Linked DNA regions of Mus musculus: regions 2, 3 and 4 are each linked to region 1. A link is a loop called in an ENCODE intact Hi-C map of the cell type or tissue named here. Cell type or tissue: left cerebral cortex. All regions are shown on one strand. Region 1 has its middle 570 kb from the start of Cnksr2. Region 2 has its middle 400 kb from the start of Rps6ka3. Region 3 has its middle 340 kb from the start of Rps6ka3. Region 4 holds the start of Cnksr2 (connector enhancer of kinase suppressor of Ras 2).

Region 1 (8,000 bases):
GTCAACTAGCACTTCTTGGCATCAGCAATAGTGTCTGAGTTTGGTTTCTGCAGATGAAATGGATCCCTAGGTGAGGCAGTCTCTGCGTGGCCTTTCCTTCAGTCTCTGCTCCATTTTTTGCCCACGCATTTCCTTTAGACAGGAGCAATATTTTTGATATGGGTGAGTGTAAGGTGCTATACAGGCTGATGAAGGAGGAAACACACCATAGTAATCTTACTCAGCACTGGGTCTTAGGTATTGCAATGCTGATCTGCCAGGCAAGATGTGCCAACATGATCAACATTAGCTTGACTGTGATGAGCTTACCAATGGCTGTCTGATTGAATTTGAGGCTTGCTTCACAGGAGGGGATTTCATGCCTGGTGCTGTAATCCTGGTAAAAGTCCATGGCTGGGGATGTTATAGCCCTATAGTATAATGGTATACCATATGGTATGTGGTATGATGGCAATAAGGCTATTATCATTTTGCTAAGTTGTACTGTTAAGCATTCTTCTAAATATTCGTATTTATGTACATAGACCTGGGCTGTTCTCACCCTTCATCAGAGAAACTTCTTTTTACTGTGGGCAGCAATCAGTGCACAGAAGCATGACCAGCTAAACCACCACAAATAAAAGACTAAATTCTCAGCACTAAATGGAATGACTAGATTAACCCCAGTATCACCAAGGTTCAGGGAACATTGCAGAGGTGAAATGACTATAAGAGCTGAAGTATGGATAGGAATGCTGTGAAGTGCTGTCTTGTGGTCATGGAATGGCTATGGCACTCATGAACTCACAGTAGCTGGGGTTATTTACATAATACCTATATATGATTGAGCCAGCCAAACTCCCAGCATAGTTAACAAAACCTACACAAGATCAAGGCAGCCAAACTCCCAATATAGTTGGTGTAGAAAATTTCCAAGCCCCACTTACTGTAGAAGCTGTTACAAGTGGATAGTTGTTGGAAGATATCATTCTTCTTCGAGTATGTGGTTACTCATTGGATTCCCTTGCTCCAGTGGATGCTCTGCACCCATGCACATTTGGGAAGCACTAACTGGACTTACTGGGTTATCAAAAAAAAATGTGAGATGGAAATGTGTTGAGCATGAAATGGAGTGCAGAATTTGGAAAAAAGAAATGAGGTATAATGTGATCATATTTCATGTATGTGATCTTATTACATGTATGAAAAATTTCAAAAATAAACAATTAAAACCCTCAATAAATATATGCATGTGTTACTTATTTGCTGGTAATTATAACTTACATAACATATTGGAAAGGACTCAGATCATCCAGTTTTAAGGTAAAAATCCATGTTTTGCATCTCTGTACAGATAAATACAAAAAAGACCAACACCTTGACTTTTAGCATGTAAGCAAAGGTGTCTCACCTGAGCAAAGGCAAGTGTCAGATACTGGTAAGGAGAGAAGAGGGCAAGTAGATCATTGTTTCCTCCTTTGTAGATCGACCTTGTTTTCATTCTGTGTTTTTGTTTGCTACTTCTGCCAACTGTATCTAGCGCTTCCGTAATCAGGGGCCAACACAACATTCTCACTCAGAAAATCCCCAACCAGCACAAAGAGGCTGTGTAGAAGAAGCTAATAGTATGTTGCTTGCCCTTCTTTGATCCTGGACAGCCACCAGGTTCTAGCTTCCTTCTAGATGCCAATATCTGCATCTCTGGACCTGAGAACTTTTTTTTTTTTTGAAACTGGAGAAGCAGATGGCAAATATCAGTGAAATATACCCTTTAATTTCACAAGAGTAGCCCTAAGCCAATGGCTGCCAGAAATTTGGTATCTATTTCCAATAAATCATCCCTTATAAAATGAGATAACCATGAAGTATATATTTTATACTGCTTCCTAGGGGTTTCTGTTGGGATTTGACTTCAGTTGCTGCTGTGGTGGTGGAATTTACAGTGTACCTTGAATATTTCCCTTTCCTTCTCTATAGTCTTTCCTCACCATTCTTGCAGTGGTCTCTGTGTCAAGCACACAAATAGAATCCTCATTTTATAACCTGGTCTCCTATATCCAACTAAGAGAAATCCTTAGTTTCCCCTCCATCCCATCTTCTTGATGATGTTTGCATTTGATCACCACTTTGATCAATACCACTACTCAATTGTAGTGGGGGGAGTTGCCTCTTTAAAATAAAATTTTAACCTCTTTGTATTGTTACATTGCTTTGGAGAAGATTTTAAGTTTCAAATATACTGGCATTTAAGTAATTATTTGTTCTGCTTCTCTTTTTTGACAGTACATAAACTGGTTCTTTTCTCAAGATACAAGAGAGTGGCTGGGAACTGGATATTAAAACCAACTCTGGCACAACAAATGAAAGACCTCTTCCACTGTTGCCTGTGAAGAACTCTTACAAAGGTAGGATAATATGCAGCAAAATTACTTGCCTCTTTGAGCTGGCAAGGAATATAATTAAAATAAAGAACTGACATCTTATGTGACAAAGTCTGAGTAGGAAGCATAGCATTTATTACCTCCTGTTCGCTAGCTTTTCTTTGGAGGAAAAAAAAGTCAGCAAGATTTTATCTTGGATGACGCCTACTCACCTGGCTTGGCTTAAGCTAAAAAACATGAAAATGGTGGGGTGTGAAGTAATAGACCAGATATGCAATTTGACCATGTTATGGCTTAAAAACTAAAGCTAAAATGCATTTTCCCTAAAAATGGGATGATCCAGAAATCTGCCCTATACATTAAAATCTAATAGTGGCACAAGCTCTATTATATATATATATATATATATATATATATATATATATATATATATATATATATATATGTTGCATTGTTCTCATTGACACACAGCAATGCCTGTTCCTTGGGGTTCTTTCAGGAGATCCTGGAGCTGAAACTCACTCAGGGTATACCCAGATTCTTAGGAACAACACTGTTGTTTGAATCAGAATGTATGTAAGCCATGAAATAGGTTCTAAGAAATTTTATTTTATCTTGTAATCATTTTTTAATCTCCCATAATTATTCATAAGGAGAGGCTCTATGAGAATTTTTCCCAGAATCTCCATGGAGGAGAAAGGATAAAAATTTGCTGAACTATGGAGTCTTACTAAAGAATTCTTCTCCGAACTTAAGATCCCTCAAATCTAGTCCTCATCTCAGACCACAGCATCCTTCCTCTCCTAAATACAGTCTCTGAGTAGGAGGTTCTCAATGTAGTACTGACGTAGGTGTGAATATTCAGTGTTTAAAGTCATGGGAAGCAACTTAAATTAAATTGCCTCGAAGTTTTTTAAGCTTTTAAATTTTCTATTTTGGATTTTTTTTTCAAAAAGACGGGCAGGGAGAGAGAAACAGCTTGTTCACTGGGTATCTTTTGTCGACCCACTCCCCTCCCCAATACCCTGAGATTCAAAAATTCAGTTTTGGGGTACCAGCATAGCAAGTCTGCTAGTACTGGAGAAAATGCACATTTGGCATGTTCTTTTGTACTGATGATTAGTGAAAGAAAACAACACTCTTTTCAGTAAGGTCTTCTCCTATACAAAGTAGAGTTTCAGCCACCATAAAGGGAAGCTATATTTATAGAGCCATGTTCTCTTGCAAGCTTGTGTGTGCAATCTGCTCCTGACCATCCCATCTGGCATGGACTGAAGAGATTCTAGACTTGGGATTAGTTAAAGCAACACAGTTTTTAAAATATTCTGAGGAATAAAAGATTCCAGTATGATTTTCATAAATTTTCAGCATCCTTTTGTCTAAGTTATTTGATGTGAACTCATTTTAATGTCCGCAAATGCAGCCATGATGGTGTAAGATCTACAGGAGGGTGGTTTTAAGTTGAAACTGGCCATCAACCTATGAGGAAGTGTTGTTTTCATTTTATTTCCAAATCCCTAGCTTATGTGAGCTTGAATCTTCTCAGTTGTTTTTGTTTATGTAACTCAGGAGGTACATATTTGTTCTACTTTTTAAGTACACGTATAATGTTCATTTGGAAAGTGAACAGTTGCAGTACTAATGCTTGCCAATAGTGGGTGCTAAATGAATATTTGTGGAATAAAAAACAACACTCCCCATTGTATCTCAGCATTATATAGGTTTTTATCTTTTTTTTTAGTACTGCAAGTATCATTTTACTTGATTCTTACAAGTAACTAGGGAACCAATGGCCACTAATTCTATGTCCTTAATGAAAGTTACCCAACTGCCAAATGATGCGGTTAGGATTTAAACTCCAATTATAGAAATAAAAGGCAATGCCTTGGCTTTACCAAGCATTGAAGCATGGAATTCAGGCCTCTCTTGGAAAAGAACAAATGGTTTATGTTGATGTAAACATAACATGATATACAGGAAATAATTTGAATTATTGTGGCATGATAAATTTGACTACTTTATGGAGGGCTATGGATGGCTGGTTAATCCAATTCTACTTCAATGGAAGATTTGGAGCAAGAGAGATTGGCATCTTTCTAGGCAGATTATCCATTGTCCACAATGAACTGAAGGATGATGATGATAATAATAAGCAGAGCTGTCTTTGCCTCAAAATGAGGGGGGTGGGGTGGAACTAGAATGCAGAGGGTTTAAACTGGAGAGAATTCAAGCTGAAATGCTGTGCTCATAGACAGTGACTTGAGTCAGAGGAGACATTGTGGAGGCACCTCATAAACGTTTTTCTTTTTTCTTTTTTTTTTTTTTTTGTAAAGGGAAGTGGAAGGATTTTTATGAGCAGTTAATAGTCGTTTAAGATTAGATAGCAGCAATTATGGCAGACCCAGCTGATAGTAGCCAGCATTTTAGTAATACTATCAGTAGTATGGAAAAGCCAGGGAGATTAAAGTGATAAGGCATTGTATAGCTGGGGCTTTATACCTAAGACTTGCACCATTAAGACTGTTAACTACAAATTAGGGTGAAAGGTTCAGGAGTGGGCAAGAGTAGAGGTCTGCACATAGCCAGAAAACGAAAAGTGAGACCTATGATGTGTTAAGATGCAGGAAAGAGAATTATAGCATCAGAGAGAGGAATCTAGGAGTCTGAGAATTGACAATTTCAAATGTCTAGTGAATGATTGCAATGCAAATTGAGATGGACCATTGTGATTTACGAAGTCCCTGTGATAGAGACCAGAGTAACAGAAAAAAACATTAACAATGATACTGATTTCTTTTTTCTGAGAAGAGTACAGCAGAGAGTAGATACATACAGTAAAACTTTATATAGAGAGCCTGAATAGGAACATAATACAAAATAAAAGGAATTTCCTTATATCTGACTATCTTCTTTCCCGATTAACTTCATCTGGACCCTCCCTCTGCCCCCACTTTCTTTGTCAAAGGATAAATCTTCCATGAACATAATTTTGAAAGTTTGCCTTTTAACACTGCTGTTAAATTCATAAAAGACCTATTTGCCATTTATAGGAAAGAAGAAACGTATACTTTTCTTTTTGTAAATGACTTTTTGGATGAATAGAATAGAATAGAATAGAATAGAATAGAATAGAATAGAATAAGGTTGAAACAATGTATTACCATTTGGTTGAAAAGAAATTAAAAACAATAACCAGAAGGTATGAAACTGTAATAAGAAGGTTACAAACTAAACTGGAATGGACTATTGTAGACTTTGCTAGAAGAGGACCTGTCTTAGTTAGTTTTTTATTTCTGTGATAAGCCTCCAAGAACAAAAGCAATTTGGGGATAAGAAGGTTTTATTTCATCTTCCAGGTTTAAGATCATACTCCATCATTCATAGAAGTCAGGACAGAACCTCAAGGGAGAAATTTGTAGGTAGACCTAAAATAGAGGTCAAGGAGGAATGCTGCTTACTGGCTTGCTCTCCAGGTTTTGCTCAGCCTTTTATATAGCATCCAGGACACCTGGCCCCAAGGGTAGCAAAGCCTATGGTGATCCGGACTCTGTCATATCAATCATGATGATAATGTATTGAATCTCTAAAACTGTAAGTAAGCCCTAATTGAGTATTTTCCTTCATAAGAATTGCCTTGGTTGTGGTGTCACTTTACAGCAACGAAATACTAACTATGACAAACAGCTTGTTAGACCATTTTATAGGGTGAGACTTGTGGCCCAGGCAATGATGGATCAGTAGTTGGTGGGATGACACATCAAATAGGACTACTTAGATGTTCCCTTGGCCCACTAAACTTTAATCTCACTCCAGGACCCAGAAGACAGACGAAGGGGTAAAGTTCATTAGCTGGACCTCTTTGGCTTCATTACCAATGTGTCTGCTTTCCACCTTTAATTGGCTTATGAAGGATGGGTGGCCAGATCTGGCCTTGGCCACCAAATGTGACTCTAAGTTTGATAATATTAATACTTCAAAGATAGGTGTCTTTTGTCTAACTAAGGGAGCTAAGGCTCTACTTTCCATATGTTCCTGTTCTTGTTATGTTCCTCTAAAGCACTCCCAAATTTATCAGAAAGTTTCTGTTTCTAGAATAATTAGCGTCTCCCTCTACTGTCCTATTATGTCTGCAATATTGATGTCTTTTGGAGATGATATTTTTAATAACTTCATTTCTTTATTGTTTACATACTTCCTATTACCTAAAACTTGATCTTATTGCTATAGCCATTGTTTAAATCATCAAATATCTCAAATTAGAAAGTTCTAAAGTATACCTGTGGACTTGCTCGATTTATAATTTTGCCTCTTTTGGACATCTCATTTAATATATATATATATATACATATATATATATATATATATATATATATATATATATATATATATATACATACACACACACACACACAAAACAGTGTTTGGTTACCTTCAACTCTCATCTTTAACAAAGTTTCCAAAGTTCATTTAGGCCATAGTATATGTAAGGACTTCATTCCTTTGTATGGCTGAATAACATTGATTATATTGGTACACCAAATTATATTTAACTATTTATTGATAAATATTCACTTTGTATCTAGTACCAAATTGTTATGAATAATACTGGTATAAATATTCATGCCTATGAGTAATCTTATGTGTTCTGAGTATATATAATCATGATTTTGTTTAATGATGGGTATGTATTCTAAGAAACTTTATTTCATTTATTTGAACACTATATTTTTACATAATGCTTTATGGTGTATAATCATATACCTTATTGATCCTAAGTTAAAAAGTTGTACAACAGATTAATGGATACTATAGATATTTGTAATACAATGGTAAGTATAGAAAGGATACAGTAACATATAATATAAACAGCATAAAAGATTAAAACTGATGTATTTGTACAGCTCATTTATACTGAATGGTGCTATCAGGACTAGAAGTTTCTCTAGGTGAGTTGATAAATAAGTGACTGAAGGATTAGGTTGTTAGCATAAACTATTATAGACTTGAACAACATACACTTAGGCTACATGAATTTTTGTGTCACTGGGTATTGAATGTACATAAATACAAGACAAATATTTGACTACTGAGCTATATCTTAGTCTTCTATTTAAAAATATGATTTACCAGATACATGGAAACTAATAGAAAAGAAAGTGGGGCAGAGTACATGGGAACAGGGGAAATTTTCCTGAACAGAACACCAATGGCTTATGCTCTAAGATCAAGAATTGACAAATGGAACCTCATAAAATTGCAAAACTTCTGTAAGGCAAAGGACACTGTCAATAGGACAAAATGGCAACCCAACAGATTGGGAAAAGATCTTTACCAATCCTAAATCTGATAAGGGGCTAATATCCAATATATATAAAGAACTCAAGAAGTTGAACTCTGGAGAACCAAATAACCCTATGAAAATATGGGGTACAGAGCTAAACAAAGAATTCTCAACTGAGGAATACTGAAGGGCAGAGAAGCACCTAAAGAAATGCTCAACATCCTTAATCATCAGGGAAATGCAAATCAAAACAACCCTGAAATTCCACCTCACACCAGTCAGAATGGCTAAGATCAAAAATTCAGGTGACAACAGATGTTGGCGAGGATGTGAAGAAAGAGGAACACTCCTCCATTGCT
Region 2 (8,000 bases), 240 kb before region 1:
AGAATGAGTGCCTCAGCCCACCCAAGTAAGATGGAGAATGAACCCAGGCTGAGCAAAGCATGACCATGATGTCACTGAAACTAAGAGAGAAACTTATTTAAGGATAGTGATAAACTTCTTTGAGTGCAGCTGAGAAGACAATACATTTAAGGATGGAAAGGTGACAGACTACATGCCAAGATAGAAGATGCTGCTGTGACATTGACCACAATGATTTCAGCATGGTGAGGAGAGAAGCTCCATTTTGTCAGAGTGATGGTAGAAGAAGAGGTCCACAGACCCCAGTTTGGGCTTCACTAGATTTAGTTCTCTCTTATCTTTTGGAAGTTTACAGGAATGCCCTAGATCATTCATTGGAGATGGAGGAAGGTTTATGGCTGTAACTTAGCAGTATTTTCACACACACACACACACACACACACACACAACTAATTTAAATGTCTTTGTCAATGACATTGGTGATTCATTACTCTTTGGGAAGTGATGGGCATATTTTTCCTCTCTGTCCACTTCTCATTTCTTCATGTTTCACATCCATCTCCTGAAGACATTATTTTGGTGGCTGGGCATGCAGCTCAGTGGAAGAGGGTGTGTATAACACACACAAGGTTGGGGGTCTGTTGCCAGTGGCACAGAAACGTCACACATTTTTAGCATCTATCCCTTCTATGCTCTAGACTTACTGAAAATACTTCTGATTGAATTTTACCTCTATCCTTTCACAGATTTGAAAGAAATATTCTTTCCTGTGTTTGAGTTTTCATGCACCTTGAGTTTCCTGACATTATTTTCCTCTTAGCAGTTTGGTAGGGCTCCCTTGGCCAGAATTTTTTTTTTTTGCATGCTCATTACATTACTTTAAGAAGTTGATGTTCCCAAATGAGAACACAGTGATGGAGGAAAGTAGACACTCATGGAACAGACTAGAGGTGGCTGCTAATACTAAGGGGAATATTATGTTTGATTACCACCCTTTCAGTCAGCTCTCACCATCATGGTCAGTGATAAATGATGCCTGAGACTGAACTGTAAGAGAACAATGAGGGCTTTCTATAGTAGATGGCAGCAGTTCCAGTGTACATGCTATAATTGAGGCTGTCTTCTCTTTTCTCTCTCCCAGGCACACTGCTGGATTGAACTTTCAAGCATCATTTGCAGTTTTACTTAGCCATAGTAAGAGAAGTGGATACAGGGTAGAAAAATAGTAACCAGGCATTTGAAATAGACCAATTCCGAGAATTCTTCTTCATGTTCTCTTTCCCTTTGTCTTCCACTGAGGCTCAGAGCATTTATCAATATACCCTAAGGGACTGGACCTGATCAAAAAAGAAAGAGATAAAAGGAAAAACAATGTCATGAATACGTTTTCTTTTTGGAAGTCACATGGACAACAAACTGACATAGAAAGCCACAGTGATTTTGTGATCTGTTGGTTACAGTCACTGTCGTAATGGTTCCTCACTAACACACATTCCTTGTTTGAGTTTTCTCTCTCTCTATTCTTCCACACTGCTCTGGAATGCATCACTGTTTTAAAATCAAGAGTTCCCTACCTTCCTGCCTTCCTTCCTTCCTTCCTTCCTTCCTTCCTTCCTTCCTTCCTTCCTTCCTTTATCCTTTGTCCTGTGAATACTACCCTGGGCTAACCCCTCCCTCTGGATTTCTGAAGTGACTATTCCCTTACTGGCTGAATAATGAAAAGCTTAGTTATGATAGTTTGATTCCATTTAGCTTTTTAAAAAATTCAGCATAATAACCAAGTTATCATGAGATTTATATAAGGAAATAGCAGTTAGTGGCTTAGAACAGCATCTGGCATGTAATAAGCGCTCCAACATTATTTGTCTCCTGATAGTTTACTCCTTCTGTTTTCTGAACTGCTACCTGTGTGAAGCATCGAGTTCGCTGGTGCAATTCATGTTGTTTCTTCATCTGCAACACTTATCAAGACATCAGTACCACTTGCCTTCACTGACACTTGCTTAGCAGCTACTGAGGACAAAAACCTTGGATAGTGCAGGGTTAGGGATATGAATATGCATCTGAGGATGCCAATTAGTTTCCACATCTCTGTCAGCAAATCAAGTGAATTGTTACTATTTGAAGTAGTTCTTTTTTTTTTGATTTTTTAAATAGGTATTTTCTTCATTTACATTTCCAATACTATCCCAAAAGTCCCCCATACCGCCCCCCACTCCTCTACCCACCCACTCTCACTTCTTGGCCCTGGCATTCCCCTGTACTGAGGCATATAAAGTTTGCGTGTCCAATGGGCCTCTCTTACCAATGATGGCCGACTAGGCCATCTTCTGATACATATGCAGCTAGAGATAGAAGCTCTGGGGATACTGGTTAGTTCATATTGTTGTTCCACCTATAGGGTTGCAGTTCCCTTTAGCTCCTTGGTTACTTTCTCTAGCTTCTCCATTGGGGGCCCTGTAATCCATCCAATAGCTGACTCTGAGCATCCAGTCAGTGTATGCAATGGTACACAGCATTGCTAGTGTATGCAATGGTGTCAGCGTTTGGAGGCTGATTATGGGATGGAACTCCGGGTATGGCAGTCTCTAGATGGTCCATCCTTTCATCTCAGCTCCAAACTTTGTCTCTGTAACTCCTTCAATAGGTGTTTTGTTCCCAATTCTAAGAAGGGGCAAAGTGTTCATTCACACTTTGGTCTTCGTTCTTCTTCAGTTTCATGTGCTTTGCAAATTGTATCTTATATCTTGGGTATTCTAGGTTTCTGGGCTAATATCCACTTATCAGTGAGTACATATCATGTGAGTTCTTTTGTGATTGTGTTACCTCAATCAGGATGATGCCCTCCAGGTTCATCCATTTGCCTAGGAATTTCATAAATTCATTCTTTTTAATAGCTAAGTAGTACTCCATTGTGTAAATGTACCACATTTTCTGTATCTATTCCTCTGTTGAGGGGCATCTGGGTTCTTTTCAGCTTCTGGCTATTATAAGTAAGGCTGCTATGAACATAGTGGAGCATGTGTCCTTCTTACTGGTTGGAACATCTTCTGGATATATGCCCAGGAGAAATATTGCGGGATCCTCCAGTAGTACCATGTCCAATTTTCTGAGGAACTGCCAGACTAATTTCCAGAGTGGTTGTACAAGCTTGCAATCCCACCAACAATGGAGGAGTGTTCCTCTTTCTCCACATCCTCCCTGCATCTGCTGTCACCTGAATTTTAGATCTTAGCCATTCTGACTGGTGTGATGTGGAATTGAAGTAGTTCTTAAGAAGTTCCTTTTAATTCTTTGATGATTTCATAATACATATGTACATAGTAAAATAAAACATGTTCATAGTCACCTGCCATTTCATCCCTCCCACTTCCCCTAGACCTGCCCTCCTCATGTCTACCTCCAAGCTTCATGTAATATTATTATTATTCTTTTCATTGTTATTAAATTCAGTTAATTTAGTGCTGTCCATATGTGCATGGGTGGGGAACATTTCATAGGAGCATCAGCAACTGCCAGTGGCTACACTTTCAAAGAAGGATCTTTCTCCCCTTGCAGCTATCAAGTGCTAGTAGTTCCTTAGTTAGAAGTAGGGCTTCATGAGTCCCACTGCTGAGATGGTATTTGCTTGCATCCTCAATGTTGAATTCCTTAAAGCTCCTCCTCAGAGAGCTATTGTATGGATGAAATGGTAGACTAGAAAATCTCTGCAAATCTGAAAGTGTGGAACAAGTGTTTTGAAAGATGGCAATTTTCAACCCTTCAAAGCTTTTAAATGAAATTTGCAACTTTCTGTGAATTTTTTGTCTTCCCTCCAAATTGAAAATAAGCTTGTCAAAAGTGAGGCATGCATTATTTGATCTGTAAATCTCTAATCTACAATGTTCATCATGAAAACCCTAAATTCCTTTCCTTAGCTGGTAGTTTTCTGCAAAGTACTATCCATATATCACATATGGGATATGACTGTTGGCTTCAAGAAAAGAAATCTGCTTCAGGCATGTTGCTAAGTGGAAAAATACACTTTAAAAGCATATACTTGGTTCTCTGAACAAAACTATCTTGGGTTTTAAGCACTGGTCTTCAACAAAACTGACAGGCAAGGAATGATTATTGAGCTGTTGGTCTGCTCTGTGCATCTGGACACACAGTGTTGAGTAAGCTGTCAATCCTCCCATCTCTCCAGGCTATTTTAGGGATGCTCATGGTGAGGTCATGCATATCCATTTCTGTAGTGTTCTCCCACTCTGCCCACTCACCATGTGTTCTGCTGCTGTGATATTTTTGCTCACTCTCATAGTACTCTCTCCCTCTTACCTTAATTCCCTCCCCCAGAGAAGAAAGTTAATTCTTCAAGTCCACTCCCCCTAAACTGAGAATGTGAGTGAGATTTGGAAGGACTGCTCACCCTGCTATTTTCCTTTCTTATCCGCTTCAGGTTCGTGTTGAAATGACTCAAGAGTAAACAGCTTGATATTCTTTAAAAACAATGCTTCAATGGAAGAAAAAAAATAGATCAATGGTAAAAGAATGACATTTGTTTCTCTATGACTTGTTTCTGCTGTTTCCCAACTTTCACATTTAATTCTACTGTCTTTCATGCAGTTTCAGGTCTGCAGAAAGATGTTTCTAAAGGAAAAGAAAATGACCAAGTCATACATTTAATAACAGTACAAGGCAGAACCTAAATACAAATATCTTTGCACTGGATTTAAATAATCTCTTTGTTGTCAGTGCAGCACCATGGGCATAGAAATGGCTTCCAGTCTCATCTCTCTCGTCTCCTGTGAATTAGCAAAACCACAACCCAGCTTTAAGGAATAGTTTTATTTTTAAGTCTTTGGCTCAGCTGTCCTTAAGTGATTTTATGTTATGTCTTATCCCGGTACTATTGCCTCTTTGACTCTATCTTTTGACAAATATACATAGCTAGACTTGTCGCTCAGTTGGAAGAATGCATTTGTGGTTTGCAAGAAGCCCCCAGCACTGCCTAAAACCAGATGCCCTGGCACAGGTTTGTAATTTGAATACCTGGGAGGTGGAGGTGGGAGAATCAAAGCAAGTTCAAGACCAACATAGGATACATGAGGCTTTACCTCATGAAATGTTTTATTTTGTTTTTTAATACTTACCCTCAACTCTAGATAGTTTCAGATGGTCTGAATCCAACTCTATTCTTTCACTTAAAGGTTGTTTAAAAATGATTACTACTCATGGGAAGTTACAAGAATGAGACAAATGTTCTGTGAACTCTTTAGCTTATCTAGCTAACAAAGGACACCCAGTAAATCTGGACATTTGGATAACTAATGGATACTTTTCAGTATAAGTATATCTAATCCGAAGCCTGAGACATAGCTATAATTATCACGTCATAAAGTAACCTGGAAGAATTCCTGCCTGTTCAGTGTAGAGAACAACTAGATACATACTTATATTCCTTTGTGCCCTTTTACTTTAAATATTTTCAGAACTGTTATTATATTTAATTCTGTTTTATGGAATATTTACATGTTTCAAATGTGAAGGTTACACCATTATAATTCCAGTGCTTATGATCTTTGAACAAACTGAGATTAGTTCATTTTAATTTTTTTTTCAAAAGATGTGATACTTTCCCCTAGGTACCACTCTTTTGTGGTTACTGCATAAAACAATTTTCTGCAACAGCATCATTTCAGAAAGATAGCCTTCACAACAGTATGGCTGTCTTTTACGTTGCTTTAAAACAAGCCACCTCATGTTTAACCTAGAGAAAAGCAGGATTCATGCTAATTAGCGTTCCAGTTCCTTTCATTTTGTACAGCACTAAAAATATTTCACAAAGTCCTTGAATGGAAAATCAACAGGGAGATTTGCAAATGTGATCCTAATTAAGGTGTTTGTGTTTTATTTTTAACAACACTGTATATAGGTTTTATGATTTGGAATTGGGAAAATAAGAATGAATTAATGCTTGTCTTTAAAAGGCAGTTTTGGGGGGGTATGAATGAATTACTTAATGTTCATTCAATTAAAGAACTTAAAGATGATTTGGTGTATAAGTCTTTTTTGGATACTTATGAATATGTAAAAATTTTGACAGGTTAAAAATTCAGAACTAATCAATACTTATTATGCCAACTTCAGTGTTACTTTTAGTGTTGGGAGGGAATACATGGTCTTATACAGGCTGGGTAAGTTCTACTGCCCATCCTAATGCATGCTTACTATAGAAATATTTGAAAGTCATAAAAAGTGAAAACACTATCTCTTTCCAAATTACTTTACCTAAAAGAAAATCATAGTTATTGTAGAGATAATTCTTTTTAATACTTTCCTATGTTTATTTAACACATTTGGGATTAAGTTAGGCACATATTCATATTTACTTTTTCCATTTAACATTAAAATATAAGCCCTTTGGTATAATATTAAGACTTTGTAAATCATTTATTGGCTATTTATCATTCTACTATTCAACTTGGAATTAAGATTTTTAAATCATGTTATCTCTTGATCCAATTGGTATAAAGCATATGCAAGAACTTAAAGGCACTTTAAAATATGATTATGCTCTTCCATAGAAAAGTTTTGGATTCTCGATCTTACAGCACAAGCAATTGCTATTCTATTCAGGAATTTTTCCCCGGTGCAATACCACTTCTGGGCATATATCCAGAAGATGCTCCAACTGGTAGGAAGGACACATGCTCCACTATGTTCATAGCAGCCTTATTTATAATAGCCAGAAGCTGAAAAGAACCCAGATGCCCCTCAACAGAGGAATGGATACAGAAAATATGGTACATTTACACAATGGAGTACTACTTAGCTATTAAAAAGAATGAATTTATGAAATTCCTAGGCAAATGGATGAACCTGGAGGGCATCATCCTGATTGAGGTAACACAATCACAAAAGAACTCACATGATATGTACTCACTGATAAGTGGATATTAGCCCAGAAACCTAGAATACCCAAGATATAAGATACAATTTGCAAAGCACATGAAACTGAAGAAGAACGAAGACCAAAGTGTGAATGAACTCTTTGATCCTTCTTAGAATTGGGAACAAAACACCCATTGAAGGAGTTACAGAGACAAAGTTTGGAGCTGAGATGAAAGGATGGACCATCTAGAGACTGCCATACCCGGGGTTCCATCCCATAATCAGCCTCCAAGTGCTGACACCATTGCGTACACTAGCAAGATTTTGCTGAAAGGACTCTGATATAGCTGTCTCTTGTGAGGCTATGCCGGGGCCTAGCAAACACAGAAGTGGATGCTCACAGTCAGCTATTGGATGGATCACAGGGCCCCCAATGGAGGAGCTAGAGAAAGTACCCAAGGAGCTAAAGGAATCTGCAACCCTATAGGTGGAACAACAATATGAACTAACCAGTACCCCCTAGAGCTTGTGTCTCTAGCTGCATATGTATCAGAAGATGGCCTAGTTGGCCATCAGTGGAAAGAGAGGCCCATTGGTCTTGCAAATTTTATATGCCTCAGTACAGGGGAACGCCAGGGCCAAGAAGTGGGAGTGGATGGGTAGGGGAGTGGGGGGGGGGTTATGGGGGACTTTTGGGATAGCATTGGAAATGTAAATGAAGTAAATACCTAATTAAAATAAAATTTAAAAAAAGAAAAGTTTTGGAAAATTTTCTATACTTACTATTCCAACCTGGGAATTGTTTTAAGGTATAAAAAAAGCCATGGGACTTTTTAGGTTAGTTTGCAGTATATATTTCATCTGTGTGCCCTCACACCAGTGGCTTTCAGTTTGATCCTTGAACTGAAAGTATCAGAATCCCCCAAGAGCTCGTTGGAAATGCAAATTTGGGGACAAGATCCCAGACTTACAGAACCAGAAACTTTTATTAGAAAATTGCAGTTATGGTGCTCCATGCTCATCCACAAACCACTGCTTCAAATTCTGGAGTAATTTCTCACAAGAAGCTTCTCCTTTATCATTTCCTTTAACTTGTATTCATTGGTTGGTTACTGCATCCAACATTTGCTGAGTATCTATAACAAAAT
Region 3 (8,000 bases), 300 kb before region 1:
TCAGTAGAGTCAAACAGGCTGGATCGTGCATGAATCTGAGAACACAGGCTCCAGTTTTCCTAAAATGACAAATCGCCTCCCGTTACTCAAGAAATCACAAAAGATTCACACCCACCCTTTCTTCCCCCGAGCTTTGTCCTTCTGCGAGTGATTTGCAGTCCCAGACAAGTATTATATAATGATGAGGCAGAGAAGCCTGAAGCTTAGTCTTACTGCTTCTTTCGCAGAAAAGACATTTAAAAAGAAAAAAAGAAAAACGATTATAACACCATCTTAAATGTTTCCGAGACAAACGTTTCTGCCAAGTGTTGGAAGAGTGGGGCATTAGTGTATTAGTTGTGTCCATTTGCCATGGTCCAAGGGAGCAGTTTGAAGGGAAAGATGGAAAGATACAACTTGCGGGTGAGTGGGAAAGGGCCTGCAGTTCCAGGACATCTGGCTCTGATCCCGGCTGATTTAGCTGGCTGAGTATTCTTGAATTCCTTCCCTTCCTGGTCTTCAGTTTTACAAGCTGCAAATGATGACACAATGCCTTCCAATCTAACATGTTACCCTTCTCTCTAGAATAAATGTAGATGACATTGTTTATTTGACTTCTTTCCAAGAACACAGCAACATTCGACAACCAAGACAACATTGTTCAGGATATTATGGTATTTCAAAAATCCCCAAAGTACTTTGTATTTCACATTTCTGCAAACAGTGTCACTATTTATCAACAATTTCCTTAGTGTTTTTATAGCAATTATTGTCTGAGTAATTCTCTCTGGGGAATCCTAGTTAGGTACTGTGTGGTATGGAAAAGCCTTCAATTTTTTTTTTCTTTTTTTTCTTTTTGCTTCTTTTCTTTCTTTTCTTTTTGGGGGATGGTGGTGGGGAGACAGGGTTTTGCTGAGTAGCTCAGGGTGGTCTTCATGCCTCTACCTCTTGAATGATGTGATTATAGGTCTGTGCTACTCTGTCCCCAGCAGAGCTTTTGATCCCTACGATGCAAGCATCTTTGGGGATTACAGTGAGACTTCAGTGACTTGATGTTAAGCACACAGTAAGCTGGGATATAGGAGCTCTTCAGTACTATTAGTGCTGTTAGTGTTTGTCAGCACTGCTAAAAGATCCAATGCACACAGTTGATTAAAAGGGGTTCATTTTTTTTTAAACCTCAAAGACCAATACAATATTTAGCTCTTTTGTTCACATATTTACTAACTGAGGAACTTCAGAATTTCAAAAAATCTGCAGGGGGATTTTTTTCCCCCCAGAGACACTATCCTGTCTTGGAAAAATCATCTTATTAAGGTGAAATTCTGTGGTTGTTGGCATAGCTTTGCAGCCTACAGGGGCAGTGTGAGGAAGCTTTCATTGTCCAGGCCAGAGAAAACAAAACATGACTGAAAAATGATCAAAATAACAACAGCAGCAGAAATGTAGGCTTAGGTTTAGATCACAGATCTGCCTTTTATTTGCTGTGTGACCTTGGAAATATTGCCCCTTCTATTATTTCTTATGTCTCTTTTAGTGCGTGTTGCTCAGCTGAAGGGAGAAAAGAGAGACTTACTGACAAAAACCAGTGAGAGGCAACACCAATACCACGCAGCTCTGCTAAACTTAGCCCACAGGGTGAAGCAGCCTGATTGAGCATGTGTGTCCCAGGGATGGGGCTTTCTGTTTTTAGCCCTCTGACCATATGCATATGCAAATGCAAAGAAAGCCCTGGTGCCCTGCTCACTGCCTCCAGTACTCAGTTTAAATTGCTGCAGGATGCTTTCTTTAAACACCTGTGACTCTGCCTGACTCCTTCTCTGTCGGAGGGATATGGCTAGCTCATAATCAGAGCAAATTCAGTGTGTGACATTTAATGTTTCTCTTGCCACAACAAAACAGCTTTCAACTGATGCAGGTTCCAGTGTGGGTGAAGAAAAAAAAATTCTCTCTCTCTCTCTTTATTTTTTATTTCTTATTATTTTTTTTGTTTGGGGTTTGGTTTGCCAGTTGGGTAGATTCTGAGTTGTATATCAGGCCTGCCTGGAAAAATGTGACCCCTAGCAGTCATGCAGATTGGATCCATTCTAATGCCCCAGTGTTCTAACAGTTGTCAGAAACATTTGCCTCAGAAACATTTAAGACAGAAAATCATCTTGCTCTCCTCTTCTCATCCCTACTGGTATGGCCGGGGGAATCAGAATTCTGATCATTGTTTGTGTGCCTTCTGGGGTACCCTGCCTAGGGTTCTGTTTCAAAATCAATATGTGATTTTTCTGCACATAGAACATGGGCTATGATGCCATGAAGATCTAGGTCTGAACCTGGGAATCACCAGTTTTCTGCTTTCTAGTTTGGGTCAAATTCTTGAACATATCTAAGACTCAATCTGCATACTCACCAATGAAGCATGAACTGAAATCTAGTCGGCCTGATGGAATAACTGAATTCAGTGAAGTGCCTGCCACATTATCAGCTTAGAGGAACTTCAGCTCTTAAATAAATATTCCCAATCACTCATTTTTTTTTTTGTCTTTTCTACTACCCTCCTAAATGTTTATAGCAGGGTTCTTCTGTGTGCCCTACAGATGTCTCCTGGGGCATCTGTAAGACTCAGAAGAGAACAAGGATTGTCAATAGCCTTCTCATTCCTGTAGCAGCATGTCATTTTCTTCAGCAACTTTAAACTTCACTTAAAAAAAATATGCTGCATATGCAAGGAGAGATGGGAGACAGAGAAAAGAAAAGCCTGCAAAAGTCATCTGTCCCAATTGGACTCTGAACATGATAGGTGTGCAAGTGGGAGCTCGCACAGTGAACAAAGCCAGCATCCAAGTTCCTATTTTTAGAAGCCACAGAAGAGGGGAATATGTACAGCATTTATGTAACACATTTCCAAGTAGCTCCGAAAGGAAGTTTTATATTTAATGGAGTTGTTAACAATTGGGATTAAAAGCTTAAAATAGAAGTAAGAACATGTACCCAAATTGGGGGCATCCTATTGGGTCTGCTGTAGAATATTAAGGTTGGAGAAGCTGTATGCAGAGCTAGGTAATGGGCACAGAAGTGAGCAGAGCCCCGTGTTAAATCTGTCTTTGATTTTGCCCTGTGATTCTTACTGGCTTTCTCTGCCCCATTTATGGGACCACTTCTGTCTCTCCTTTGCAACACCATTCTTTTTTCACCCAGCTGCTTATCTCCTTTTCTTTTTCCCTTAGTAAAATAATGTTTTAACTCCAGTTTTTGCATACATTGCTTCTCTTTCTGCCTTTCAGCTTAACTGTTCTCACATATGAGCTATGCCTTTGTTTAACTCTTTTCTGCTACTGCAAACCTCAGGGAACCTTTACTCAACTGGAAAAGGAAAGAAGGACCACATCCCGGAGGGATTTGGATACCCTGGGATGTGGACCTCCTAGTTTTTGCAGTCTAGAGAAACTGAAGCCATTGAAAGTCTTCCAGCAGAGTGTTTCTTAGGAAGGGTAAGTGACCACTTTGGACAGAAAGAAACTGGCACCCACGTGGTTGTGATTGCTCAGGATCAAGGAAAGCTCTGCAGGTTTAGGACTGTAAAAGAGTACTAATCAGTGATTAATAATAGTAACCAACAACTTAAACTTATTATGAGTCAGGCAACATGGCAGCTACTTAAACCACCAATCCAGTTGACTAGGTATCAATTTATGCTTCATTTCTTTTTAAACTTAGCTTGAAAAGTAACAGGTTTCCCTGTGGGAATTACATGCATAGTCTTTGAGTTGATTCCTCTGACATGTGTCCCTTTTCCTGCCCTATCCTTTTATACCCAGTATTTTTGCTTCCACTTTAGTCACACATGTTCTGTTATTTTCCTCATCTTCTCCATTAAAGTATCTTTTTTTCCCTTCCATCTCAAGGGCCCTTTCCTAGTTTTATACTTACTTATATCTAGTATCTTTAACAATTAGAAGCTAGGGGCTGTGTGTGTGTGTGTGTGTGTGTGAGAGAGAGAGAGAGAGAGAGAGAGAGAGACAGAGACAGAGAGAGACAGAGAGAGACAGAGAGAGACAGAGAGAGACAGAGACAGAGAGAATGAGAGACAGGGCAGTCTTTTTTGTTCTATGCTATTTGCCACGTTCATAAATGTATAATATAATAATTATGATCATACTCACCCACACCCTCTCTTGTATCCTTCTTCTACCCTCACAAAACTGCTCCTCTTTCCACCAAATCCCTAACCCATTTTCAAGATTTTTACTTTTTCTTTGGGTTCTTCTGGATTTAACAGGGGCCACTTCCATATGCATAGTGTGATGCTATCCACTGGATCCTGAGTAACTCCTCAGGAACTACACTTCTTAAGCTAATGACTTCCTGTCCCCTAACAAGCCCTGGAGTGTTATTAGCTCTTCTGGACTGAGTAAAGGCCCAGGTGCCCCTCTGTTGTCTATAATTGAATGTTTACTGGCTCCATCTCATGAAGGCAGTATTTGCCTTTCTGAACCCGACTTATCTGGCTTAATACAAGGTTTCCCAGTAGCACTCATTTTCATACAAACTTCATTTTTATTTTACTGCTAAACAAAATTCTGTTCTGTATATGTATCATATGTTTGTTATCTATTCACCAGTTAATGGATAAATTCTATTTCGTAGCTATTTCGAATAGAGCATCACTGAACATGAATATTCTTGTATCTTTGCATTAGGATATAGAGACTTTGGATACAATCCAAGGAGGAATATAGCTAGGTCACATAGTACTTCTAGTGTTTAGGATTTTCTTTTGAATTAACATTGATTTCCATAGGGATTGTATCAATTTACATTCTCACTAACAGTGGATAAGGGTTCATTTTTCCTGATGTTTTCATCTGTGTTTGTTAATTTGTTATTTTTATGATAGTTATTCTGACTGGGCTTAGATGGAATCTCAAAGAATTTTAAATTGCATTTTCTGATGACTGAAGATGCTGAACACTTTAAAAAGTATCTATTGGGCATTTGAATATCTTCTTTTGAGAAGTCATTGGCCTATTTATTGGGTGGAAGTTTTGGTGTTTTGAGTGCTAAATTTTTGCAGTTCTTTATGTATTTAAATATCTGTTTGTCTGAAACTATAGATAGCAAATTTTTTTGCGGGGGGGGGAGCTGTTGTTTATTCTGTAGACAGTTTCTTTTGCTGTGCAGAAGCCTTTTAATTTCATGCAATCACATTTGCCAATTCTTGGGTTTATTTTATGTTCTACTGGCTTCTATTCAGGCATTTCTTGCCTATATCTATTTGTGAAGTGTTTTCTTTATGTTTCCTTTTAGTGGTTTTAGTGTTTCTGGGTTTTAAACTAAGGTCTTTGATCCATTTGGAATTGATTTTTGTGCAGAGAAAGAGATGTGGATCTAATTTCATTTTTCTGCAAATGGCTATCCAGTTTTGCCAGCACTATTTATTGGAAAAAAAAACCTTTTAAGTGTACATTTTCGATATCATTGTCAAAAAATTGGTGACCATAGATATGTGGGTTTATTTCTGGATCTTACATAAGGTTCTGTTGGTCTACAAGTCTCTTTTGTGCCCATATCATCCTAATTTTGATTCTATTGCTTTGTATTATAGCATAAGGCCACACAGTGTGATGCTTCTGGTTGTATGCTTTTTATTTAGAATTGTTTTGATTGTCCATGGTCTTTTGTATTTCTGTATCAATTTTAGGTTTTTTTTTCTAGTCACATGGGGAATGTCACTAGAATTTTGTTAAGATTTGCATTGAATCTACTTTGTTTTTGGTAGTATAGCCATCTTCATAATGTTTATTTTGCTAATACAGGATCATGAGAGATATTTCTGTAGTATACTTTCAGAATGGAAAAAGAAACAAGAAGAGAAGGCCATGACTGCTCCTAGGTATGGTGGAGGAGAAAGGTTATTGTAGAGAAAAGACAGAACATAGCCAGATACAAGGGCATTTGGGAGAGTCCACAGTAGACATGACTCTGAGTCATTTGTGGAGATGGGGAGGGGAAGGGAGAGAGAAGAGAGGGGGACCAAGTGCAGCAGTCAAGAGGGCAAAGGTACAAAAGGGATAGGTAATGAAAATGTCTACTTTATATAGAAAGAGCCTTAAGGGAAGCCCAGCCCCTGGGATGGAGAGTTTGGGGTAGATGGCAGGGTTTCCCCTCCATACCCTTTAATGTGTAGGAACTGAGGGAAGCTGAAAGAACATGGAAGCCTAGTCCACTTTGACATGTTAAATAGGTACCTCAATTATTTTTCCCAGGATTTGAGACCTAACACTGTTTTCTTCAATGGTACACTTTCAGTAAAGTTTGTATATGTATATTCAGTGTTTAAAGTTTTCTTTAGAGAGAGACCTTTCACCTCCTTAGATTTTTGAGATTATTGTAAATAAATGGTTTTCCTGATTTCCCTCTAAGTGAGTTTATTACTGGTGTTTGTTAGCTTACAGGTGTTTCTACTAGGCTCCTTCCAGGAACTTCTGCTACAACCTTCTGTCATTACCTGCCACCAGGTGCCAACATATAAAATGGCTGCTCTGCATAACCCCAGTTATCTCTCTCTCTCTCTGTCTCTGTCTCTGTCTGTCTGTCTCTCTCTGTCTCTCTCTCTCTCTCTCTGTGTATATCCCTCTCTGTTCCTACATGTTCCCAGCCAGTCTCTTCTCTTTTCCCTTTTTCTGTCCTTTTTTCTGTCGTTCTCTGTTACCTCTTCTCTGCCCTCATGGCTCTGCTTCCATCTGTCTGCCTTTACCTCTTCTCGGTCCTCACTCCCTTCCCCTCAGTCAAATAAACTCCCTTTATATGAGGTCTATTGCATGGCATGATTTCTCAGTGGGATACTTTGGCAAGGGCTGGCCAGGTATAAATGCCCCCCCAATATATTATATTTCATAACAGTATATAAAAAGCTAATGATTTTTGTATGTTGATGTTCATATCCTGCAAACTTAACTGAAAGTGTACCATTTCCAGAATTCTCTGGTGGCATTCTTAACAACCATATCATGTTACCTGCAAATAGGGATAGTTTAACTTGAAAGTGTTGTGGCCAAGATTTCAAACTCTATCCTGAATAATATATAATATATAGTATATATATATAATAATATAATATAATAGTGGTTACTCTTGTCTCTTTTCAGTTTTTAGGAGGACTGTTCTTATATTGAGGATAATGCTGGCTATCTGTTTGTTGAATATAAACTTTATTGTGCTAAGTTATGTTCTATTTCTAGATTTTTTCTCAAAGAGGATTTTTATTCTGTGATTTTTGTTTGGGATGAGAGAGCTATGTTAGCTTCATAGAATGAGTTGATAGTGTTTGTTTCCTTCCTTGTGAAACAGTTTCAAAGTTTGGTAAAATTCAGCAATAAAGCTATCTGATCCCAGACTTTTCTTGTTTGGGAGTCTTTTAATTTTCTACCTTATTGTTTGTTATGTATCTGCTTCAGTTCTTTGTATGTTCTGGATTTAATTTCAGGTCATATAAGTTAAAAATTTACCTATGTCTGAAAATTGTTCTGGATTTCATTGGAATCTATAGTAACAAATCCCTTTTCATCTCTATTTTATTACTTTAGTTCTTAACACTTTTTGGTTAGTTTGGCTAGGATTGGTCACTCTTGTTAGTCTTTTTAAAGAACCAGTTTATTTTCTGATTAATTCTATGAATTGTTTTTGAGTTTTGTATTTCATTTATTTCTGTCCTGGTATTTATACTTTCTTGACATCTGTTTCTTTTCTGTTTGCTGCTTCTTGTTCTTCTAAAGCTCTGAGCTGCATCATCAAGCTACTTTCTGATTTTTAAAAAAGATTTATTCATTTATTTATTTTATGTATGTGAGTACATTGTAGCTGTACAGATGGTTATGAGCCTTCATGTAGTTGTTGGGAATTGAATTTTTCTTTTTTAGGATTTCTGCCCGCTCCAACTCCAGTCAACCCTGCTTGCTCAGGCCCAAAGATTTATTTATTATTATACATAAGTACACTGTAGCTGTCTTCAGACATGCCAGAAGAGAGCG
Region 4 (8,000 bases), 570 kb after region 1:
GTATCTTTGCAAAATAAGTGGTAAGCAAAAGTCCATATCCCTATAAGCCCAATTTGGAATACATTTATGTTAGTTCTCTCTTTGGCTCCAAAGAGACAAAGCTTAAAAGTCCTTCCTTTAGTGGAAGACTCCCATCCTAGCTGATAGAATTCCTAAAAATAAGATCCAGTTAGAGGACTATGTGTAAATTCTTCATCTAAAGCCAGTTAAGAGCACATTACACTCTAAAATCTTAACAGAGGGTATGTTGGTTAAGGGATTTTCATTTTTATTTTGAAATCTATAGGGACAAAGCATCAACCAGTGTCACAAATTGGATTGACATCACTAAAAAAGATTATTTCAAGTGATTCATTTTGATATGGTTGCAAATATCTCAAAAAGTATAGATACAATTAACTTAATTAATGTAATATTTCTACTCTGCTTGAATTTAAAAAAGAATCTGAGGCTCTTTCCAAAGGTTCATAGTTTGGCTTTTAAATCTAGCCTGTGGAAGAATTGTGATGTCATACTAATTGGTTCATTATATTTTTGTATATATTTACGACAACATTCTTTACTCCTAATCTTTAAAAATTGTATTGTATACTAAGAAAAGGCAATATTAAGTTGACGAGGCTTTTATAGAGTAACATTATACTATACTTACAAAAAATGGGGCAAGATGTTAAATTCTGAATAAGAGGCAGACTACATGAATGGTAGCTTATTTAAACAGTTGGGGAAAGAAAAATACCACAAAGATTCAGCTGAGTCATCTGTAGTTAAAGAATAAAAGAATAAGAGCAGTGATGACTTAATCCTTTCTTTTCTCTCCCCTGCCCAAGTCAAGGATGCAGAAAGTGAAGAGCCTGTTATGTTTTGAAGAGATTGAAACAATTTCTGCTGATTAGATTGTCAAAGTCAAATGCTATATTTTATTGGTGATCCTAAGTGAGGAGAATTTAAGAAAAATGCTTAAGGCCATGGTACACTCTGTTAAACAATAGGAATCTATACTCACAGTTTGGTTCATTCTTAGATTTATATTTAGTTTTAGTCATTTTACATGATTGGACAAAACAAAACAAAACAAAAAAAGCCTAACTGTAACACAAATTGGAGGGGACTATGTACTCCCTCAATCTAATATAGGGTCTTCCTCAAAATTCTCTTTTATTTCTCTATAATATTACTTTCTCATTTTCTTTTACAGTGGTCTTGTCACATAATTTTAATTAATTTATCTTTCCTTATCTATATTCTCTCTCCATCTTCCCTACACACCCTATCTATCTATCTATCTATCTATCTATCTATCTATCTGTCTGTCTGTCTGTCTGTCTGTCTATCTATCTATCTATCTATCTATCTATCTATCTATCATCTGTCTATATGACTACACCCTGGCCTGAGACATTTGTCTTGATATCCAGCTCATCAGACAAGTGATACTTTAATTTTCACTTGCTTGCATTATGATTTACAGTATAGTTGCTTGTCATAGAAGGCCAGGCCCGCATCTTGCTGTTGCAGCCATATTTGGTCATGTCCTATATTCTCACCATTTCTGGTTAGATAGGGATCAGAGAAATTCATGGTGTGTCTCAGACTTCTTTTTGGTTAACAATTTGATGATGTCCATCCAGGAGATCTTCAACGGACCTCCCATTCACAACAACTGTCCATTTAATGACACTGATACAAACCTTTTGGCTTGTTTTCCAAGTTGAAATTCTGAAATGAACTTGCTGTTACAATCATACATACTAATTTATTTAACATGTGTAATTTATGTAACTATGTGTAATAGATCTAGGGAATAGGATGTAATGGCTAAAGTCTCAGCTGTAAGATGTAGCTAACAGTCGAGCTAGTTTGAGGCTAGAATAAAACAAAGTGATTAGCACTTTGCTTAATAAAATGTGTGTTATTACTAGTAATATTTTAATACCATTACTTGTTTTATAATCTAAATTTCTAAATTTGTAATCTAAATTTCTTTTTAAAAAAGATTTGTTTCATTTATTTTACCTGCATGTATGACTGTGTGAGAGTATCAGAACCCCTGGAACTGGAGTTACAGATAGTCGTGAGCTGCTATATGGAAGCTGGGAATTGAACTCAGGTCCTCTCAAAGAGCAGTCAGTGCTCTTAACCGCTGAGCCACCTCTCCAGTCCCCAGTAAATTTCTTTTTAAAATTTTATTTGTATATTTTGGAGTTTGGGTTATTAGTAAACAAGTCTGAACACAAGCTTCTTAAATGGTATTTGTTTGTAGCACTAGCATAAAAACATCAGTGTGTTATCTACTCCTGTTTTGCCTTCTCCTGTGTTGGGGGAGAACTTGCCAAGCCATGCCAACTGAAGAAAGTGGTGTTCTGTATCTTATAAACTTGAGTTAGACAAAATGGGTACCGAAGGAACTGACATGATTTATTGACATTATTGAAATGATTATAGAAATAAAAGAAGTTGCTTGTTTACTCAATGTGACTGTTTAAGAATTATACCGAGGGGGGAAAAAAAACAAACCAGCTATAATGGTGGTAGAGCTTGCTACTAGACGCTCTAGAATTGTCATTGAAAGTGAAGCCTCATTTAGGCAAAATGTGTATTTCTAAACGTTGCATAGAAGCATGCATAGGTTTTTTGAAGCAAACAATATGTGAAACATTATGTTTGCAATTTGTCACTAACTTTAAGTCCTGTTATTACTCTTCCGTTCTTATATAAGAACGACTGAACACAAAATGACATCATGTAAAATAGATGTCGGGGACCTTGTGTTGAAGGAGGTGGCCGACAACTGAAGCAGAGCCTGGGAAGAGGCACGTGTGGGTTCTGGAGGCTGGAGCCTCTTGCAGTTGACATCTCTGACTTCCCGGGTTCCTTTTATCACCCAGGGTAGATCCGACAGCACGAGCCATCTAGTCTCCTATGGGCGTCTCTGGCTAGATCCTGACTCCCATCTGCGGAAGCCCACATCCCGTGTTCTCCGCAGGGTCCGGAGGAGTCACCTCGGGAGCCAACTCAGCAGCCGCGAGGGCGACAGAGAGAACAGTCAGGACTCCCATTGTCACCCCAGCAGTTCTGCGGCGTCCCCTCCCCCCTGGTGGCGAGGAGAGCTTGGGACAGGGGTGCTATAGTACCCTCCTCCGCCACCCCGGGTTGTCCGTTCAACTGGTGGGGCGACCCGTCTCGCTGACTCTCCTGGAAGGCCACTGGGAGCCACTCTCCTGCCGCCGCCGCACCTGACTGCCTAACTGACCCCGGGGCTGGGCGAGCCTCCAGCTGCAGCGGCTGGCTCCGGGGCTCCAGGCGCTGCCGCACACGCCCTCCCGGCGCGGCTCCGGCCGAGTGCGACCCCCGGGGCGGGAAGGCGGGAGCGCGAGCAGCCCACACCTGGCCCGCGAGTCTGCTAGAAGTCGGGCGGCGGCCACGCGCGCTGGCCCACGCACGCGCACAGGGCTCGCGCGCACCGGCTGCCGGCCCTGGGGGCGGGACCGCGCGGCGGCGAGCGGGGCGGGGGGCTCGTGGAGCGCGCGCCCCGCACCCGAGGGCTGCGGAGAGATATTTTGGGTGGCAGGAGGCCCCTCGTCATTTCCGCCGGGCGGCTCGTCGTGCCGGGGGCTCCACTCCCGCGCGCCAGGCGAGCGAGCGGGCAAGTTGGCTGCGACCGTGCGCCGGCGCCTCTTCCTTTCCCCGCCGCGACCTCGGCGGCTCGAGCCATGCACTGAAGCCCCTCGGGACGCTCACCCCGGGCTGAGCCGCGGACGCCGCAGCTGCGGCTGCCGCCTGGGCTGGGACCTAGCCGACCCCGGCGTCTTACCCCGGCCAGCTGGCCGGCCGTCGCCGCTCCCACCGCAGCCACCTCCGACGCTCCAGCCTTGGGACCGAAACACAAAAGCCACCCTCTCCGCGCCGCCCACCGCGGGAGGCTGCGGCCGGCCACCGACCCCACCTGAGGGCGCAGCGGGCTGCGGACTTGGCTTTCTGTCCGAGCTCCGCGTCCCACGCGGCACCGACCCCGCCGCCCATGGCTCTGATAATGGAACCGGTGAGCAAATGGTCTCCGAGTCAAGTAGTGGACTGGATGAAAGGTAATGCCCTCTGTGGGGAGAGCGAGGCGACACTGGGGCGCAGGGTCCCGGTACGAGGGAGGGGTGCCCGCTAGGGCATAACACGTCCTGGGAGCTTCCAACCAACTGCTGAGGGTCCTCCCTGGGGATGGACAGGGGTCCTCTGGCTCTGGCAGGGGCCCGGGGACCCTAGACTTCTTTTGTCTTCAGCTGGAGGGGCGCGGGGAGCAAGAGGGCGGCGGGCGCCACCTGGTTGAAGCTGGAAGCAGGGCGGTGGAATCCCCGCGCAGCTTCCCCGCTTCCCGCTTCCCTCGACGCCTTCGGGTTGAGAGGACGCGGCGACCCTGTTTCCAGGCTAAGGGAGGAGCCCGTGGGACCTATTCTCGTGGCTGCCCCTTCACCAGCCCCTTTGTTCCTGGAAACCCGAGGCCCCTTCTAGGTCTCGCCCTGCCAAGTGCCTTCCCCAGCGCCAACTCTCCTGGCAACTTTTAAGCCCGCATAATGGGGTCAGGATGCAGTCGCTCCAGTTGGAAGGTGGGAACCCCCTCCTCCATGCTGGGCTGAGGATGATCGGGAAGGGAGCGAGCTACTTTAGGGTAACATGCTTCCCTTAGGGCAGCATCCAAGCTAATATATGTGGGATCCCTCCTGTGCACCCCAGCATGTCCTTTGCTTTCCTAGGTTGAGGTCTGCGGTGGCTTTAAACCTCTCGCGGCTTCTTGTTAAGGGTCCAACATTGGGTTTAAAGTGATGCGCATTCAAGTATTCTCCTTTCTTCCATATTGAAGGCTCCCCCACACACACACCCGACAATTTCTAATGACCAGTTTCAAACCTTAGCCCTCCTCCTAGACGCAAATGTGGGCTTTTTCTCTAGTCTCCTGGCTTTCCTGTCTCACTATCTCCCTCTGTTGTCTGAGTTGAGGGGCTTGTTGGGGACCTCTCCAGTCATCCCCAGACTGAACTCTGCAAAGGGGATGCTTACATTGAAATAAAAGATTCTTGGACATGCTTGGAAAATATGAGAGTTTTGCTTGAGGTCGTACCCGAGCAGGCAAACTTAAGATATTCTTCAAGCCTTATCTGTGAAAATGCCCCTTTCAAAGAGGAAGGAGCCCCTTTCCTAAGGCTTGCTTAGCAGTCAGACTTTCTAAGCTCTATATACTCAAAGATGGAAGGGATTGAAGGTAGTAGGGAGAAATAAATTCTCCCCGAATCTTTCCCCCACCATTTCGGACATTTGCCTATTCTTCTAGGGTTTCTCTTTATGTGTTTTGCTTCCTTTTCTCCCTGATTTGCCCTGTTACTTCTCACTTACTTTGATTTTCTCATCTCATATGTAAGAAAAATGCTTTGTAACTGCGAAGCACACTGTAAGTGCAAGTGAATTGAATTAAACCTAATTCATTATTTATCCACTGCCCCTTGTGTGCAGTGCATTGGTTGCCATGGGGGTTATAAAGATGACTAAGACAAAGTCTAACAGTGCCTCATCTTTTCTGCTGCTTGTTCTCTTTCCATATTTGCTATTAAAATTCCAGCTTCCTGGATTCACACACACGCGCACACACACACACACACACACACACACACACACACACACGCCTCAGGAAAATTCTGTCTTTTCAGTTTCTTAGTCATGGATGACAGAGTAGTCACAGGAAGTAAGAATGTTGAATTAAAACGCTTTCTTTGAATTTCTCTGAAAGGTGAGTTTAGTTTGGGTCTGTTGCTGCAACAACATTCAGACTTATGGTGTCTTGGCTTCATGGGATTGCCTTCTAGAAATTCCCATGATGCCTGTAATGAGCACTGCATACTCCATCTTCTTTACCTCGTACCCAGTTACATGCTTGCGGCTTCCTTTCTCTCCACTGTTTTAGGTTCCCTGAAGCAAGCACAGCATATGATGTCCTTTAAAAATCTCTCCAGTGCAAAATGTAGTTTCTTTGAACTTTGGAAAAGATTATTTCCTGTAATTTTAACTTTACATGATATTTAAGTTGAATAACTTGTTTTTTGTACCTGTTGGTGACACATTTTATAGTTACCTAAGAAGATCAGTTAGGTAACCAAGATAGAATTTACATGCCTTTGTAGAACAAAAGACTGAATAAGACTAGGAGAGTATCTGCTTTAATTATCAAGTTCAGGTCCCAGTTAGCTGCTTAGTCCTAAACTGCTTATTGTTAAATTTTCTGTGATAGTCATATACATTTCAGATCCTATCAGAAAATGAGATTTCTAAAAATAGTTGGAGGAGATGAGAATTTCCTCAACTTGCTCTTTATAGTGTTACCTTAGTTAATTTTCTCTACTATTTTTCCCAGTAAACTTTAAAAAATGACATTTAAAAGATAGTTTTTCACTTTCCTCAGTAACAGAAATGTTGGAAAGACGACTACCAATTTAGCCTATAGCTTTGAGTTGATTAGACCTTGCTTAATGATTTTTAAATATATAGTGTTATAAAGTCAGTATTAAGGCATGAACAACATTTTATTGTTTGTTTGTTTGAAAAGGGATATCATATAGTACAGATTGGCCTTGAACTTCCTGTATAGCCAGTCATGACCTAGGATTTTGGATCCTGCTTTGTCCACTACCCCAGAATTGGGATTACAGGTATAAGCCACCACTCCTGGTTTTATACAGTGGTTGGGATCGAACTCAGGGCTTCTAGCATATTATCATGTTTCCTATAAGCATCAAGTGAGCCACATCCCCAGACCCTAAAACATGAGTAAGGCTCCTGAATAGTTGTAGCATTCTAGTTCTTCAGAGTGTGTTATTTGTATGACACCTTCATCATCCTTAATATTTATAGGTTTCAGCTACAGTGAAAGTATAGCTACCTATACTGTTTTAGTAAGGCACATACTTTATTATTTCTAGACTTTTTTTATTTACCAGGTAGAAAAATGCAATTAGATCATATGATTATGATTTCATGAAATTTCTAGAAATTATATAGAGACTAAGTCCTCAAAGGATGAAATGAAGGATAAAAATAAATTTATTGGGCTTTCATAGTGTGTATTCAAGACTCGTTTAATGAAGGACCATTAATGTGGCAATTAATGATCTATTTATTGAAATATATTTGAAGGAGATACTGATATAAAATGTGTATATGATTAGCAAAGATATAAGCTGCTCATACACTCTTTGTAAATGCAACACTGTTCAGTTTTTTTGTTTGTTTTGGTTTGGTTTTTGGTTTATTTTTGCTAGCAATGTTTATTTGATATGGCACATTGTCATTGTTAGTTGCAGTAAATGTACAATACATGATCCATTTATGAGTCACTAAAATAAGGATTTCTATTCCAGATTATTTTGATAGTAGTTTTGAATATTTGGTGATAGCTCATAAACTTTTACACTAATTAAAGATTAAATATATAAATTACTTTTGGAGAAAATATACACAGCCTGTATTTTTTTTTTAGTACTTTAAACCAGCATTCAAGTGGAAAGCATGTTCAATCATCTTATAGTTTTGATAATCTTAAAACATCTTTCAAAACCAGCAAAGGCAAGTAAGTTATTGAGAAAAGTCATAGATGATAATGTAAACCAATAACTAATTTGTCACTAAGCCTATTATTCTAGAATATTATTTCTCAGTTCCTGTTTATTTGAAAATCCTGGAAATATGTCATAATCTGTGAGTCTCTAAAATATAATAAAAACCTCTGAACACTTCAGTGTTCCTCTTATTATTTTTATTATTAAATTTTCTTGTTCATCTTATACCAAATAATTCCACTCTTCCTTTCATAAGTTTTTGAGCTTAGAGACTAATGCAAACTATCCACATGATCAAGATAATTATTTTCCAGGACTATTTATTTCCCTCTGTGGCATTCTTCAATTGAGTTTTAATCTCTTTCTGGGTTAAATAAAATGACTATCATCTGCAGAGTGAAGCAG

What was found. A loop is a pair of places that touch in the nucleus more often than their neighbours do. Peaks named below come from ENCODE experiments on the same cell type or tissue, not always from the same donor. Only the 100,000 strongest peaks of a DNase experiment are listed, where the experiment ranks them.
Region 2: a loop joins it to region 1, with 23 times the contacts of the local background. A loop is called at or near these places in 4 of 42 quality-filtered maps.
Region 3: it touches region 1 in a loop (30-fold over the local background); 5 of 42 quality-filtered maps call a loop at or near these places.
Region 4: a loop joins it to region 1, with 5 times the contacts of the local background. A loop is called at or near these places in 7 of 42 quality-filtered maps.

What each region holds. Positions count from the first base shown.
Region 1 is chrX:158,609,823-158,617,822 of GRCm38, reverse strand. No RefSeq gene overlaps it. Among named protein-coding and RNA genes, the nearest start is that of Cnksr2, 570 kb to the right of the region's middle. In left cerebral cortex, a CTCF peak has its summit at 4,011; DNase peaks (open chromatin) are centred at 2,520, 3,363, 3,547 and 3,962; H3K27ac peaks cover 3,964 bases.
Region 2 is chrX:158,848,699-158,856,698 of GRCm38, reverse strand. No RefSeq gene overlaps it. Among named protein-coding and RNA genes, the nearest start is that of Rps6ka3, 400 kb to the left of the region's middle. In left cerebral cortex, no CTCF peak of the experiment used is centred here; DNase peaks (open chromatin) are centred at 3,684, 4,211, 4,760, 5,721 and 1 more place; H3K27ac peaks cover 2,640 bases.
Region 3 is chrX:158,914,085-158,922,084 of GRCm38, reverse strand. No RefSeq gene overlaps it. Among named protein-coding and RNA genes, the nearest start is that of Rps6ka3, 340 kb to the left of the region's middle. In left cerebral cortex, no CTCF peak of the experiment used is centred here; DNase peaks (open chromatin) are centred at 2,141, 2,783, 3,058, 3,304 and 4 more places; H3K27ac peaks cover 3,788 bases.
Region 4 is chrX:158,038,862-158,046,861 of GRCm38, reverse strand. It overlaps Cnksr2 (connector enhancer of kinase suppressor of Ras 2), which reads left to right and starts at 3,665. Exons shown (of 22, transcript NM_177751.3): 1 at 3,665-4,085. The coding sequence starts at 4,022. In left cerebral cortex, CTCF peaks have their summits at 3,123 (motif pointing left), 4,317 and 4,971; DNase peaks (open chromatin) are centred at 3,460, 4,057, 4,326, 4,774 and 1 more place; H3K4me3 peaks cover 5,180 bases; H3K27ac peaks cover 4,055 bases.